Linked DNA regions of Homo sapiens: all the other regions are linked to region 2. Evidence: chromatin contacts called from ENCODE Hi-C or POLR2A ChIA-PET data. All regions are on one chromosome and are shown on one strand. The core of a region is the stretch at or near the end of the contact, and the rest is flanking DNA. Distances in the headings are between cores, read along the strand shown.

Region 1 (4,606 bases), core at 1,019-3,518, 620 kb after region 2:
TCAAGCAATTCTCCTGCCTCAGCCTCCCAGGTAGCTGAGATTACAGGCACCCGATACAGTGCCCAGCTAAATTTTTTTTTTTTTTTTGCTTTGAGATGGAGTTTTGGTCTTGTTGCCCCCGCTAGAGTGCACTGGTGCGATCTCGGCTCACTGCAACCTCCGCCTCCTGGGTTCAAGCGATTCTCCTGCCTCCGCCTCCTGGGTTCAAGCGATTCTCCTGCCTCCGCCTCCTGGGTTCAAGCGATTCTCCTGACTCAGCCTCCTGAGTAGCTGGGATTACAGGCACCTGCCACCACGCCCAGCTAATTTTTTGTATTTTTAGTAGAAACAGGGTTTCACCTGTTGGCCAGGCTGGTCTGGAACGCTTGACCTCGAACTCAGGTGATCTACCCACCTAGGCCTCCCAAATTGCTGGGATTACAGGCATGTGAATCACCACGCCCGGTCTTTTTATTTTTTGTAGAGATTTGATGGTGGTGGTGGGGGCTCTTACCATGTTACCCAGGCTGTACTTGAACTTCTGGGCTCTAGCAATCTGCCTGACTTGGCCTTCCAAAATTCTGGGATTACAGGCATGAGACAGCATGCCTTGCCTGGAGTGTATCTTTTTTTTTTTTTTTTTTTTTTTGAGATAGAATCCTTCTCTGTCACCCAGGTTGGAGTGCAGTGGTGCAATCTCACCTCACTGCAACCTCCACCTCCCGGGTTTAAGCGATTCTCATGCCTCAACCTCAAGAGTAGCTGGGATTTATAGGCGTGTGCCACCATGCCTGGCTAATTTTTGTATTTTTTGTAGAGATGGGGTTTTGCCTTGTTGGTCTTGAACTCCTGACCTCAAGTGATCCCCCACCTTGGCCTTCCAAAGTGCTGGGATTACAGGTGTGAGCCACCAAGACTGGCCACCCCCATTTTAGGACAAGAGAAGAGAGGTGATAAGGAACTGCTATTTCAAAAAGATGAATGGGAGGGAAGGGACCAGAAAGTGACATCATCAGGGAACACTTGATTCAGGCATGGGTAGCAAGTTCAGTTACCTTACTCCTGGCAGCAACAGGATTGGGGGAGGGGGTCTTGGAGAAGATTTTGTCTGCAAATGTCGCAACACTGTTGCAGTGTGAGTATGACCCAAAGTGCTTGGCAGGGGGACAGGCCTGCTGCTTCCCTGCATTCTGGGCTGACCTCTTCACCTGAGTCGGTCAGTGGACGCTTTTGGCCTCCTTCCTGGAGCTAGACAGCTGTTAGGCTTAGGGAGCAGCTCCGGACCTACAGGGTTGGGGTGCAGGTAGGGAGGGAGGCTGCAGCATGTCAGAGTGGTAAATACATGTCCTGATTTCCAGGACTGATTTCACATATTCTGCCCCACAAGTTCACCAGCACCTGTCAGATTGGATGTCCCAGTTTTTGGTTTGGAAAATTCGATCTGTCTCAGGTAATGGAGAAGGGGGAGACAGCAGTTCATTCATTCCAGTGTCTAAGCCTGTGGTTGGTGGGAACAAGAGACTGTCTGGGATGGCTCCAGCCCTTCGCTGGAATCTCGCATTGAATTCCTAGCTCCGCCCTGATCCGTGCTGAGGCGAGCAGGTGAGTGGGACGGACAGCGCTGTGCCTGCACCCTCCTAGCCCCACTTGCTTACCGCGGCCCCTGCCTTATCCCACACTGGGAAGTATGCTCTGTTAGCCTCGGCTCAGCCTTGCCTCATCGGCCCAGTGGGGAGAGTCCAGGGAGGAGAGAGGCTCCACGTGCTAAAGGAAAGCGGCCTGCCAGACACTGCTGCTTAAGGAGACTGTCTAAGCAATCGGATTCGGTGCGGCCGAGATGCAGACGTCCGTTTCTCCCAAGGGAAGGAGCAAGGGTACTCCAGGTCCCAAAGCTGCGTTACAGCCAGTTGGGCTAATCCTACCCGCCCCTCCCCCAACTCCCCGAGTGGCAATCTGTCCAGCCCCTCAAGCGATCAGGCCACAACCCCCAGCACCGCGCGTTCTCCTCCCAGCCTAGCCCGGCCCATCTCCCCACCCGGGGCCCCGCCCCGGCCCCGCAGGCTCCCAAGAGGCGGTGGATGGGCCAGCGGGACTACAAGTCCCAGCAGGCCCCGGGGCCCGCCCTCGTGGGGCGGAGCCAAGCCAGCAGCGAATTGGGAGGAGCCCTGGCGCTCAGGCTAGGGAACGCGTGTGGCCAATCGCGGGGCCGTTCTCGCCGCGAGCCGATGGGGGCGGGGAAAAGTCCGGCTGGGCCGGGACAAAAGCCGGATCCCGGGAAGCTACCGGCTGCTGGGGTGCTCCGGATTTTGCGGGGTTCGTCGGGCCTGTGGAAGAAGCGCCGCGCACGGACTTCGGCAGAGGTGAGCACGGGAGGCTGTTTTCGCTGGCTGGAGCCCGCTCGCCCTAGGAGCTTCCTGCCTCCGTCCCCCAACCCGGAACCGCCTTCCCCGACGCGGGCTCGGTGCCCACGCGCCCTGCTCGGAAGTTTTGAGGGTCTTAGCTTTAGGTTAGCCTTCGCCCGGGGTCCCGGCCGGTGGCCGCGTGTCGACGCCCCTCCCCTCCCCCCGCGCGACACACACATATTCCAGTTCCTGGGAGTTTGCATGGGGCTTGCCGCCATCCTTGCCTCTTCTGCCTCTGCCACATTGCATGGTCCCCCTCCTGGCGCGCCTCACCCCTCCCGGGCACAGCTATCGAGGCTCCTCGGGCTCATCGGGACGCCTTTTGGCTCCATCCGGGTTCCCCCATCGGATGCCGGGACGGGAAGTAGAGAAAGCGGTGGCGACTGGTCCCACTCCGATTCCTCACTGGCCGGGCTCAGGCCCTTCTTGGTTCCGTGGGTACAAAATTGAGCTCCACGCCCAAGTGGAGAGAATGAGCTATGCGCGCCTCCGGGGCGGGCCACGCGGGGCCAGGCTGCCCCAGGGTGCCCGAGGCCTCGCCTCGTCTCGCCGCGAGGACTGGAATCTCGCAGCAAGGACCCTCCTCGCACTGGAGGTATCGTCGAGTCCAGCCCCTAAGTGACAGATGGCCGGGGTGCCACCCCACCCTTGAGCTGACGCCAAGTCTGGCCGGGGAAAGGTCCTCAAGGGGCTGGAGGATGCTGCCGCCGCCCTCCTGTCGAGCCTGGCAATGGGCCAGTCCCAGCGCCTGCCGCGGTCTCCAACCTTGGCAGATACCGTGCAGTGCCGAGTTCTGCCGTTATGGGGTCCCTGGAGGTCTTCCTGGGAAGAGGATTTTGGAAGAGACGATAAGGAAAAGTGCACAGCACAGTTTGGCCAGCTAGCCTACTCCTCTCCACCCTTAACTTTCCTCTGTGTTTTCAGCTGGCTCAGCTGAACTAAAATGTGGGGTGAGGGACAGCTGGTAGGTCTCATTTGCCCAGATGGGTGATTTTCACCTCTTAGAAACCTTCCTAAACAGCTTGGGGGGCGGTAGTGGGAAGACCCCTCAGACACTGGACAGCTTATGGCTCCATCCCCGTTCTGACACTATGCCTGCCGCAGTAAGGGGCACTCACAGAATTCTGCCTCTCTAGAATTTACTCCAGGGATTGCCTGTCTTCTCAAAAAATAAATAAATAAATACCTACATACGTAAGTCCCAATCCTGCAGATACTAACCTTCAAATGAGTGTTTTTGTCTTTCCCAGAGGCACCCTTAGTAGCATCCCCAGTGATTCCCTTCCCCTGGCTGTGTCCCAGGGGCGTGTTCTGGGGAACAGGCTTCTTTCATTCAGCCTCCTGTGTGGGCTGCTTCTCTCAGTGTCTGCTAAAAGTGAACTCAATCCTGGGTCACTCACCCGTCTGCAGAAAGACTCCATTCAGCTCATAAGGCCCCTCCCTTAGAGAATGTGTGTATGTGTGTGTTTTCAGGTTCCTTGGCATGATTTCCCCCAAATGGTTTACACATTTAGCTGTTACCAAGTAACAGTTCCTGGAGTCCAAGCTCAGCCCAATCATCTGTTACTTGTTTGACAGCACATTCAGCTACTGGGGAGGCAGACTAAGACGTTCTGGGGAGCGGTCCCAAACCCAGATAGGTATTTGTAGGTATTTGCTGATTCCACTAGAGCAAATATTCTTTTTTTTTTTTTTTTTTTTTTGAGACAGAGTCTTGCTCTGTCGGCAGGCTGGAGTGCAGTGGTGGATCTCGGTTCACTGCAACCTCCGCCTCCTGGGTTCTAGCGATTCTCCTGCCTCAGCCTCCCCAGTAGCTACAGGTGTGCACCACCACGCCCGGCTAATTTTTGTATTTTTAGTAGAAACAGGGTTTCACCATATTGGCCAGGCTGGTCTCAAACTCCTGACCTCGTGATTTGCCCTCCTTGGCCTCCCGAAGTGCTGGGATTACAGGCGCAAGCCACCGTGCCTGGCCGCAAATGTTCTTAACTGGTGGTCAGTCTGTGGGCCATCGGATCATTGTCACAGGTGAGCACCTTGAAACAATATGCACAATTGGATTTGTGTACCTTTTTCTGGGGTTTTTTTCAGTCTCAGAAGAGTCTGAGGCCTCAAAGAGGTTAAGAGCCACTGCCTTAGAGAGACTTTAAGACCTCACTGAAGGCCGGGCGTGGTGGCTCATGCCTGTAAATCCCAGCACTTTGGGAGGCTGAGGTGGGTGGATC
Region 2 (4,585 bases), core at 1-2,500:
AGCGCCATCCAGTCTATCTCTCGCTCCCAGCGGGCCCAGTCCCACCACACGAAAGAGTAGCTTTGCGTGCACACATTCTGGTAATAGCGGTACCTGCGGGCAGTGTCATGAGCAGGGGCGCATCCCACCCTGGAGGGTCCACGGCCCTGGAACAAATCCCCCATCCCCCACCTAGAGGAGAGGGGAGGGGCTCCAAACTCGGCCCTTCTGCTGCACACTGGGACCCACCCCAGGTGGAGCTGAGACCAGGTACCGGGGCTGGGCTTCTGAGGCACTCGTCCCCTGCACTCTCCCAGGGCCCTCTAGCCTGGCGGGTATTTGGGTGGCATATTCCACTTTCATGCCACACTGCCAGAGCCCCTCCTCTGCACGGTGTTTTCCTGGAACGGGGAATCCCTGCCCCCACAGTCTAACAGATGGGCAGGGGAGGACAGCTGTGTGAACACATCACTCCATAGTGTGGCAGGCGCTGGAACACAGGCCTGTAGGGTGGGGGATGGAGGCGTCCTTCCTCAGTCCGCAGGTTCAAAGAGAAGGTGGGGGAGGAAGGCAAGAAAATTCACTCATCACCAATTGTGCACCACAAATTCTATGCCCATCATCGTGCAAATCCTCACAATAACACTGCACGGTAGGCGTCTTCTTTCCGTTTTTCAGGTGGGCCAGCCGAGGCTCTGAAAGGCAGAGTGGCTGGCTCAAGGCCACACAGCTGCTGGAGGCGGCGCAGCTGGGCCTTCCGGCCAGCGCTCCCCGCTCAGCCTCCCGATTTGGGTGGCAGCGGCTCCGGGAGGGGGTAAGCGCCTCGGGCGGACGCGGGGAAGCTTCGGGGCGGTACCTGTTGGGCGTGGCCTCGGTCAGCTCCCCCGGCACGGCTGGCAGTGGCCGCGGCAGGCGCAGCTGAGAGCCGGACCAGGCCACGTGGCAGCCACAGAAGTCGCGCAGGTAGCGGTGCAGCCCCGCGGCGGCCGCCACGCCCGTGGAGCCGCGCACCCGCACGCGCGCCGCGCCGCCGCCGCCCAGGCTGTAGGTGTCCAAGCCCGGCTTGGCAGCCAGAGCGCGCTCCACCGACACGGAGAAGTCGGCCGCGGGGCCTGGCCCCAGCAGCCGGGCCACGAGCGCCCGCACGGCCGCCGCCTCCCGGGCCTCGTCGCCTGCCGCGCCCCCGGCCCCGGCCAGGAGAAGGACCCCCACCGCCGCGGCCACCGCCACCGCCTCCATGGTCTCAGTCCTGCGGGTCCCGCGACGGCCAGGGGGTGGGGCGGCCCGCGTCCAATCAGCTGCCGGCCTCCGGCCACGTGGACCCGAAGGCTAAGCCCGGGCTCAGGGCCAGGAGTCGCGGCTTCCGGGTACCAGGATACTCCCTTGGGGGCGTCTCGTGACCGCACGCGGTGGGGAGCGTGTGACCCCGGCTCCAGGGCCGAAGGGGACCCGCTGGCCCTCACAGAGCGCCTTCGGGTAAAACGCGCTTTCACACGCAAATAACTTCCATCCAACCATCTAATAAATACACATTTGGAGTTTATTTTGTATCAGGCACTGCCATAGCTACTTCCCTACTGATGAACGAGAAGACGGTCCCTACCGTCCCCGTCAGGGAGGTGACCTAGAAACCAGATATTTAACGTAAGTAAGGATTTCCATCATAGTTGTGATGCTGCGAAGTAGTGCAGTAAGTAGCGAAGTAGCGAAGTAAGGTTTCCAAAGGAAGTGACTTTTAATCTGAAACTCAGGGATGAATAGGAATTGGCTAGAAGAGGGAAAGGAAGAGCCTTCCAGACAGAAGAAATGCATTTATTGAAGGCCCTGAGAAGGCAGAGAGCTTGCAGATTTGAGTAACTAACAGGCTAGGAGGTTCGAGGAGGGATGGGGCCATGTGAGCCCAGGCCGGCGGTGGAGCAGGGCTGGCGGGCACGTTAAAGGCTGTCCATTGGCGGCAGCAGCAGCAACATAACAGGAGCTGTCATTTTGTCAGAAGTTTCCAACCAGAGCGACTCCATCTTGAACAGGGGCTGGGTAAAATGAGGCAGAGACCTGCTGGGCTGAATTCCCAGGAGGTTAGGCCTTCGTCACAGGATGAGACAGGAGGTCAGCACAAGATAAAAGGTCACAAGACCCCGCTGATAAAACAGAATGCAGCAAAGAAACTGGTCAAAACCTGCCAAAACCAAGACAGGAAGGTGACCTCTGATCGTCCTCACTGCTCATTATACGCTAATTATAATGCATTAGTATGCTAAAGACACTCCTAGCAGCGCCAGGCAGTTTACAAATGCCATGGCAACGTCCAGAAGTTACCCTATATGGTCTAAACAGTGGAGGAACCTTCAGTTGGGGGGGATCCCCACCCCTTTTCTGAAAAATTCATTACTAACCCACCCCTTGTTTATCATATAATCAAGAAATAACCATAAAAATAGCCAACCTTAGGCCAGGAGCGGTGGCTTACGCCTGTAATCCCAGCACTCTGGGAGGCTGAGGCTTGCAGATCACCTCAAGTCAGGGGTTTGAGACCAGCCTGGCCAACATACAGTGAAACCCCGTCTGTACTAAAAATACAAAAGTTAGCCAGGTGCTGGGCGCGGTGGCTCACGCCTGTAATCCCAGCACTTTGGGAGGCCAAGACGGGCGGATACGAGGTCAGGAGATCAAGACCCTCCTGGCTAACACGGTGAAACTCCATCTCTACTAAAAATACAAAAAATTAGCCGGGCGTGTTGGCGAGCGCCTGTACTCCCAGCTACTCGGGAGGCTAAGGCAGGAGAATGGCGTGAACCGGAGAGGCGGAGGTTGCAGTGAGCCAAGATCACACCACTGCACTCCAGCCTGGGGGACAGAGCAAGACTCCCTCTCAAAAAAAAAAAAAAGAAAAAAAGTTAGCCAGGCTTGGTGGCACACGCCTGTAGTCCCAGCTACTTGGGAAGCTGAGGCAGGAGAATCGCTTGAACGCTGGAGGTGGAAGTTGCAGTGAGCCAAGATCGTGCCATTTGCATTCCAGCCTGGATGACAGAGCGAGACTCCATATCAAAAAAACAAACAAACAAACAAAAAAAGTTGAAAGAGGCCTGGAATCAGATATCAACTTTAGATACTAGGGAAGTATGATTTTTTTTTTTAATCTCAGCTCACGGGAACCTCAGCCACCCAGGTTCAAGCCATTCTCCTGTCTCAGTCTCCTGAGTAGCTGGGATTACAGGCACGTGCCACCAAGCCCAGTTAACCTTTGTAGGGATGGGATTTCACCATGTTGTCCAGGCTGGTCTCGAACTCTTTTTTTTTCTTAAACATTTTATTCATTTTATAGAGAGATTTCTTGTTTGCTTTTGTTCTGATCATTAGGAGAGTGGTTGAGGAGTATTGAATCCATCACTACTTTGATGACACAGGTAAGAGTCCAGATTCACATTTCCAGGTACCAGGAGTTCCCTCTAAATGCCACAATCAAGTCAGCCTTCATTTACATTTCTTTCTGCTGAACACAGCAATGCCCATTGGTATCTCTGAAGCGTAATCGCATCTTAAGTAAAGCAGCTGTTTGGAATTTAACACTCCCCTTCTTTTTTGTCTTATAAACTGAACTGCATCTACGTACTTCATTCCACATTCAATCAAAGCAAGTGCAACCAGCACAGGTGCCCTTCCCAATTCCACAACGCAATGCACTGCAACACAGCAACCTGGCTCTTCACGAAATTTGGTGTTTAACAGGTTTAACCAATCATCTACTATCTGATTAGGGGATGGAGCTCCATCATCAAATGGCCAATCTAGAACGTGGATTCCTTCTTTTTCAACTGGAGCTTTATCATATGTAGCATCACAAACTCAAACCGAAGTCGTCACTCCATACTTCTTAAGTTCCTCTGTGAACTTGTTGAGAGTAGCATTGGTAGGGTTGTGAGTTATCAGAAAACACATGTTCTCATAGGAGATCTCCACAGGGGCTAGACGGTTCATTACGGCAAATAAAAAGTGTGAGCGTGCCTGTGAGTGTGATGGGGAAAGTGAAAAAAAAAATCAATAAATCTTGAAATGTTTAACAACAGAAAACATTAAAAAGACCATGAAAATGCCTATTATCAATCAGTGTTTTCTCTATTCAACTTGTTTATTCCTTATGAAGCTTCTCTCTTCAAGATAAGCAAAGTATTTAGAATCCACTTGAATCCAAATTCAATTTGGGCCTCAATTTCTGCAGATGGATACCTTCGGACTCCAAAAAACCCAACTACATACAAAACTGAAGCAGCCTTTACTACATTTAGGCACTAGTGAGACAAGTTAAAAGTGTAGGTCACTTTCCACTTGTTTACTTGATGCTTAATTTTACTGGAGTCATTCAAAGAAATATGCTTGCAATTAAAAAAAAAAAGCTGGCCGGACGCGGTGGCTCACGCCTGTAATCCCAGCACTTTGGGAGGCCGAGGCGGGCGGATCACGAGGTCAGGAAATCGAGACCATCCTGGCTAACACGGTGAAACCCCGTCTCTACTAAAAACACAAAAAATTAGCCGGGCGCAGTGACGGGCGTCTGTAGTCCCAGCTGCTCAGGAGGCTGAAGCAGGAGAATGGCCTGAACCCGGGAGGC
Region 3 (4,828 bases), core at 2,166-4,665, 670 kb after region 2:
AGGAGGGCAGTCACGTGAGCCTTTTAAAACTACAAGTTGATGTGTGTTGCAGGGAGGAAGCTGATGAATATATTGACATTGGAGCCCTCAATGGCATCTTTGTGCTGGGAAGGAGTATGGGGTTCATTGGTGAGTCCATTCGTTGTTGTTTTAAGTGTTTTTTTTTAAACCCCACGGTTCAGCTACACCACTTACTCATGGGGTTGAGTTTCTTTTTCTTTCTTTTTTTTTTTTTTTAATTTTCTTTTTGTGGTTCAGTTTCTACAGAAGAAATGTCATATCCTCTTAATCATTGTTCTTAATCTTTCCTTTCTTACTTTAACCTTTCCCCTTATCTTTATCATTGTTCCTTTGTTCTTAGAAATGATTGCTAGCCCAGGAAAATTTTTTTTTTTTTTTTTGAGACTGAGTCTTGCTCTGTCACCAGGCTGGAGTGCAGTGGCGCGGTCTCAGCTCACTGCAACCTCTGCCTCCCGGGTTCAAGCGATTCTCCTGCCTCAGCCTCCCAAGCAGCTGGGACTACAGGCGCATGCCACCACGCCTGGCTAATTTTTTGTATTTTTAGTAGAGACGGGGTTTCACCATGTTAGCCAGGATGGTCTCGATCTCCCAACCTCGTGATCTGCCCACCTCGGCCTCCCAAAGTGCTGGGATTACAGGCGTGAACCACCGTGCCCGGCCTATTTTTATTATTTATTTTATTTTATTTTTTCCCTTTAAAATTTTGTTTTAATTTAAAGGAAAATAGAATCAGATCCAGCAGCTCCCTTGTACAAAGTCCGCCTCATCTACCTATACAGTGGATTTGGACTAAACTTCCCACTGCTTTGTGTCTACTTTTTTTGTGTGTTAGAAAGATTTCCCTTCCTTAGCCTCTTCCTCTCACCAGGCTTATGAAGCTCTAATAAAAAAGATGTGTTTGCTTCATTTTAGGACACTATCTTGATCAGAAGAGGCTGAAGCAGGGGCTGTATCGTCATCCGTGGGATGATATTTCATATGTTCTTCCGGAACACATGAGCATGTAACAGAGCCAGGAACCCTACTGCAGTAAACTGAAGACAAGATCTCTTCCCCCAAGAAAAAGTGTACAGACAGCTGGCAGTGGAGCCTGCTTTATTTAGCAGGGGCCTGGAATGTAAACAGCCACTGGGGTACAGGCACCGAAGACCAACATCCACAGGCTAACACCCCTTCAGTCCACACAAAGAAGCTTCATATTTTTTTTATAAGCATAGAAATAAAAACCAAGCCAATATTTGTGACTTTGCTCTGCTACCTGCTGTATTTATTATATGGAAGCATCTAAGTACTGTCAGGATGGGGTCTTCCTCATTGTAGGGCGTTAGGATGTTGCTTTCTTTTTCCATTAGTTAAACATTTTTTTCTCCTTTGGAGGAAGGGAATGAAACATTTATGGCCTCAAGATACTATACATTTAAAGCACCCCAATGTCTCTCTTTTTTTTTTTTTACTTCCCTTTCTTCTTCCTTATATAACATGAAGAACATTGTATTAATCTGATTTTTAAAGATCTTTTTGTATGTTACGTGTTAAGGGCTTGTTTGGTATCCCACTGAAATGTTCTGTGTTGCAGACCAGAGTCTGTTTATGTCAGGGGGATGGGGCCATTGCATCCTTAGCCATTGTCACAAAATATGTGGAGTAGTAACTTAATATGTAAAGTTGTAACATACATACATTTAAAATGGAAATGCAGAAAGCTGTGAAATGTCTTGTGTCTTATGTTCTCTGTATTTATGCAGCTGATTTGTCTGTCTGTAACTGAAGTGTGGGTCCAAGGACTCCTAACTACTTTGCATCTGTAATCCACAAAGATTCTGGGCAGCTGCCACCTCAGTCTCTTCTCTGTATTATCATAGTCTGGTTTAAATAAACTATATAGTAACAATGAAGGCATACTGCTGGCTCCTGGCATCCATATCCTTTGATCTGTATTCCTTTGTAACTGTACTTTTTTCCAGACAGGGTATCACTCTGTCGCCCCAGGGCTGGAGTACAGTGGCACCATCACAGCTCACTGCAGCCTCCATCTCCTGGGCTCAAGCAGTCCTCCCACTCCAGCCTCCCAAGTAGCTGGGACTACAGGAGCATGCCACCACTCCAGGCTAACTTTTGTATTTTTTGTGGAGATAAGGTTCTGCTGTATTTCCCAGGCTCTTCTGGAACTCATGGACTCAAGCAATCCATCCTCCTTGGCCTCCCAAAGTGCTGTTACAGGCGTGAGCCACTGTGCCTGGCCTGGCCTGAACTGTACTAATAGTTTCAGTATATATGGTTTTAAAAATGCTCATCTACGGTCAGGCGTGGTGGCTCATGCCTGTAATCCCAGCACTTTGGGAGGCTGAGGCGGGTGGATCACGAGGTCAGCAGATCGAGACCATCCTGGCTAACACGGTGAAACCCCGTCTCTATTAAAAATACAAAAACTTAGCCAGGCATGGTGGCGGGCGCCTGTAGTCCCAGCTACTCCGGAGGCTGAGGCAGGAGAATGGCGTGAACCCGGGAGGCGGAGGTTGCAGTGAGCCGAGACCCGCGCCACTGCACTCCAGCCTGGGCGACAGAGCGAGACTCCGTCTCAAAAAAAAAAAAAAAAAAAAAATTAGCCTGGAGTGGTGGCGGGCGCCTGTAGTCCCAGCTACTCGGGAGGCTGAGGCACAAGAATCGCTTGAACCCGGGCGGCGGAGGTTGCAATAAGCGAAGAGCGCGCCACTGCACTCCAGCCTGGGCGACAGAGCGAGACTCCGTCTCAAAAAAAAAAAAAAAAAAAAAATTAGCCTGGAGTGGTGGCGGGCGCCTGTAGTCCCAGCTACTCGGGAGGCTGAGGCACAAGAATCGCTTGAACCCGGGCAGCGGAGGTTGCAATAAGCGAAGAGCGCGCCACTGCACTCCAGCCTGGGCGACAGAGCGAGACTCCGTCTCAAAAAAAAAAAAAACAAAAAACCCAAAACAAAACAAAAACAAAAAGAAACAAAAAAAAAAACGGATAACGAGTAACTCATTCATCCCTCATCCACTTAGCTGGGGCTAGATCTTATAAAAATCCTGTATTGCCACTCAAGGCTTTAACAACAGGTGATGGTCTAAGGTGGCTTTACTCGACAAAATGACTGCAGAGAGCATGCTACCCACTAAGGAAAGGAAGCGAGCCATACTCGCACCGACGCCCTGGGGGTAGGCCTGGGGCGAAGTCTTCTGGACTGGGCGACTGTTACTGACGGACCTCACCAAGGCAGGCAGAGCTGCTGGAGGCGAGGCGGCGCTGCTGGAGGCGAGGCGGCGCTGCTGGAGGCGAGGCGGCGCTGCTGGAGGCGAGGCGGCGCATGTGCGGCCGGCGGGCGACCTGGCCCCGCCCCGCGCGCACTATTTAATCCCAGAATCCCTCTGTGTCGTACCAACAGCCGCATCGTTCCGAGGCTGTGGAGGCCGGGCGCAGCGGCGTCAAGATGGCGGCTGCGGCAGTGGCGGCGGCGGCGGCGGCGGCCGCGGCTGCATCTCTTCAGGTACTGGAGATGGAGAGCATGGAGACGGCCGCCGCCGGCTCGGCAGGACTGGCCGCCGAGGTCCGAGGCAGCGGCACGGTGGACTTCGGGCCTGGGCCGGGGATCTCTGCAATGGAGGCGAGCGGGGGCGATCCGGGCCCAGAAGCCGAGGATTTCGAGTGCAGCTCTCACTGCTCAGAGCTGTCCTGGCGGCAGAACGAGCAGCGGCGCCAGGGCCTCTTCTGCGACATTACCCTGTGCTTCGGCGGGGCTGGAGGCCGCGAGTTCCGGGCCCACCGCTCGGTACTGGCTGCCGCCACCGAGTACTTCACGCCCCTGCTCTCGGGCCAGTTTTCCGAGTCCCGCTCGGGACGGGTGGAGATGCGCAAGTGGAGCTCCGAGCCGGGGCCCGAACCCGACACAGTGGAAGCCGTAATCGAGTACATGTACACCGGGCGCATCCGCGTCAGCACGGGCAGCGTGCACGAGGTGCTGGAGTTGGCCGACAGGTAGGCGAGGGAGGCGGGAGCGCGGAGGGCGGCGGGCGCGGAGAGGGGGAGATGCTCGCTGGCGGAGGGGAGGGCAGTGCCTGCCACGGCAGCTCGCGAGTCCTGAGTGAATGCATTGGTTTCACACTCGCTGAGCGCCTGCTTGGGGGCAGCCACCGCGGTGGGCGAGGAGGATGCACCATCAGGTCCGGCGAGGGCGCCCCGCGCCCAAGGAGCTCAGATACTAGGTGATGGGACAAAAGTGATGAAAAGGAAAGTCAGTATGTGGTAACTGTTGTGCTGACGTTCAAAAGGAATGAAAGGCTAGGGATTGAATAAAGATCTTTCTGAAGAGGTGAAGTTTAGATCGACCTCTGAATGTCAAAAAATAACTGACCGTGCAAAGATGGGGAATGAATATTCCAGACAGCGCAAACGCCCTCAGGCAGGATCCAGTTTGGCTTAGAGAAGAGAATTAAAATATAGTCCAGTGAGGCTGGATCTAGTGGATGAAGGGGAGAAGGATGCGTGAGATGCGTTGGAATAAGGAGTTTGGATTTCACTAAGTGTGATAGGAAGCTGGGTAAAGAAATAGCTCATTTAAATATTTTAATATTATTCTGCCACTGTGTTAAACGGATTGTAGGGAGCAGGAATGCTCCAGAGACTGGTTAGAAGGCAGGTAATACCGTTTATAGAGATGGAGAGGCGTTTGTTTTGGCAATTATCATCTTACAGATACATTAACAAAAATGCCTATTGAGCGCCTATTACGCATCAGCTCAGATGCGGGATTCTAAGGTGCTAGGGTTTCAGCAGTGATCAAAACAGACAAAA

Evidence for each region. Hi-C counts contacts between places; a loop is a spot of excess contacts on that map. ChIA-PET counts read pairs that join two places held with the same protein, here RNA polymerase II (POLR2A). Pooled maps may share reads with other maps.
Region 1: a pooled map shows a loop between it and region 2 (5-fold over the local background). The contact joins the promoter of ACLY here to the promoter of NAGLU in region 2. A Hi-C loop is called at or near these places in 4 of 50 pooled maps.
Region 3: a loop to region 2 is called in a map of naive thymus-derived CD4-positive, alpha-beta T cell, with 5 times the contacts of the local background. The contact joins the promoter of KLHL11 here to the promoter of NAGLU in region 2. A Hi-C loop is called at or near these places in 1 of 168 maps with a recorded cell type or tissue (naive thymus-derived CD4-positive, alpha-beta T cell) and 4 of 50 pooled maps. POLR2A ChIA-PET finds 5 or more read pairs at or near these places in 2 of 52 experiments (PC-3 and activated CD4-positive, alpha-beta T cell).

The regions. Positions count from the first base shown.
Region 1 is chr17:41,916,613-41,921,218 of GRCh38, reverse strand. ACLY (ATP citrate lyase) reads left to right here and starts at 2,268. Exons shown (of 29, transcript NM_001096.3): 1 at 2,268-2,339. RefSeq lists silencers at 1,886-2,145, 2,626-2,865.
Region 2 is chr17:42,532,906-42,537,490 of GRCh38, reverse strand. It overlaps NAGLU (N-acetyl-alpha-glucosaminidase), which reads right to left and starts at 1,250. Exons shown (of 6, transcript NM_000263.4): 1 at 836-1,250; 2 at 1-93. The coding sequence starts at 1,218. It also overlaps the pseudogene PTP4A2P1. RefSeq lists silencers at 748-817, 938-1,347 and enhancers at 207-944, 1,458-1,537.
Region 3 is chr17:41,864,010-41,868,837 of GRCh38, reverse strand. It overlaps KLHL11 (kelch like family member 11), which reads left to right and starts at 3,415. Exons shown (of 2, transcript NM_018143.3): 1 at 3,415-4,012. The coding sequence starts at 3,468. ACLY (ATP citrate lyase) reads left to right here. Exons shown (of 29, transcript NM_001096.3): 28 at 53-129; 29 at 934-1,920. The coding sequence ends at 1,028. RefSeq lists enhancers at 2,230-2,730, 2,731-3,231 and a silencer at 3,265-3,454.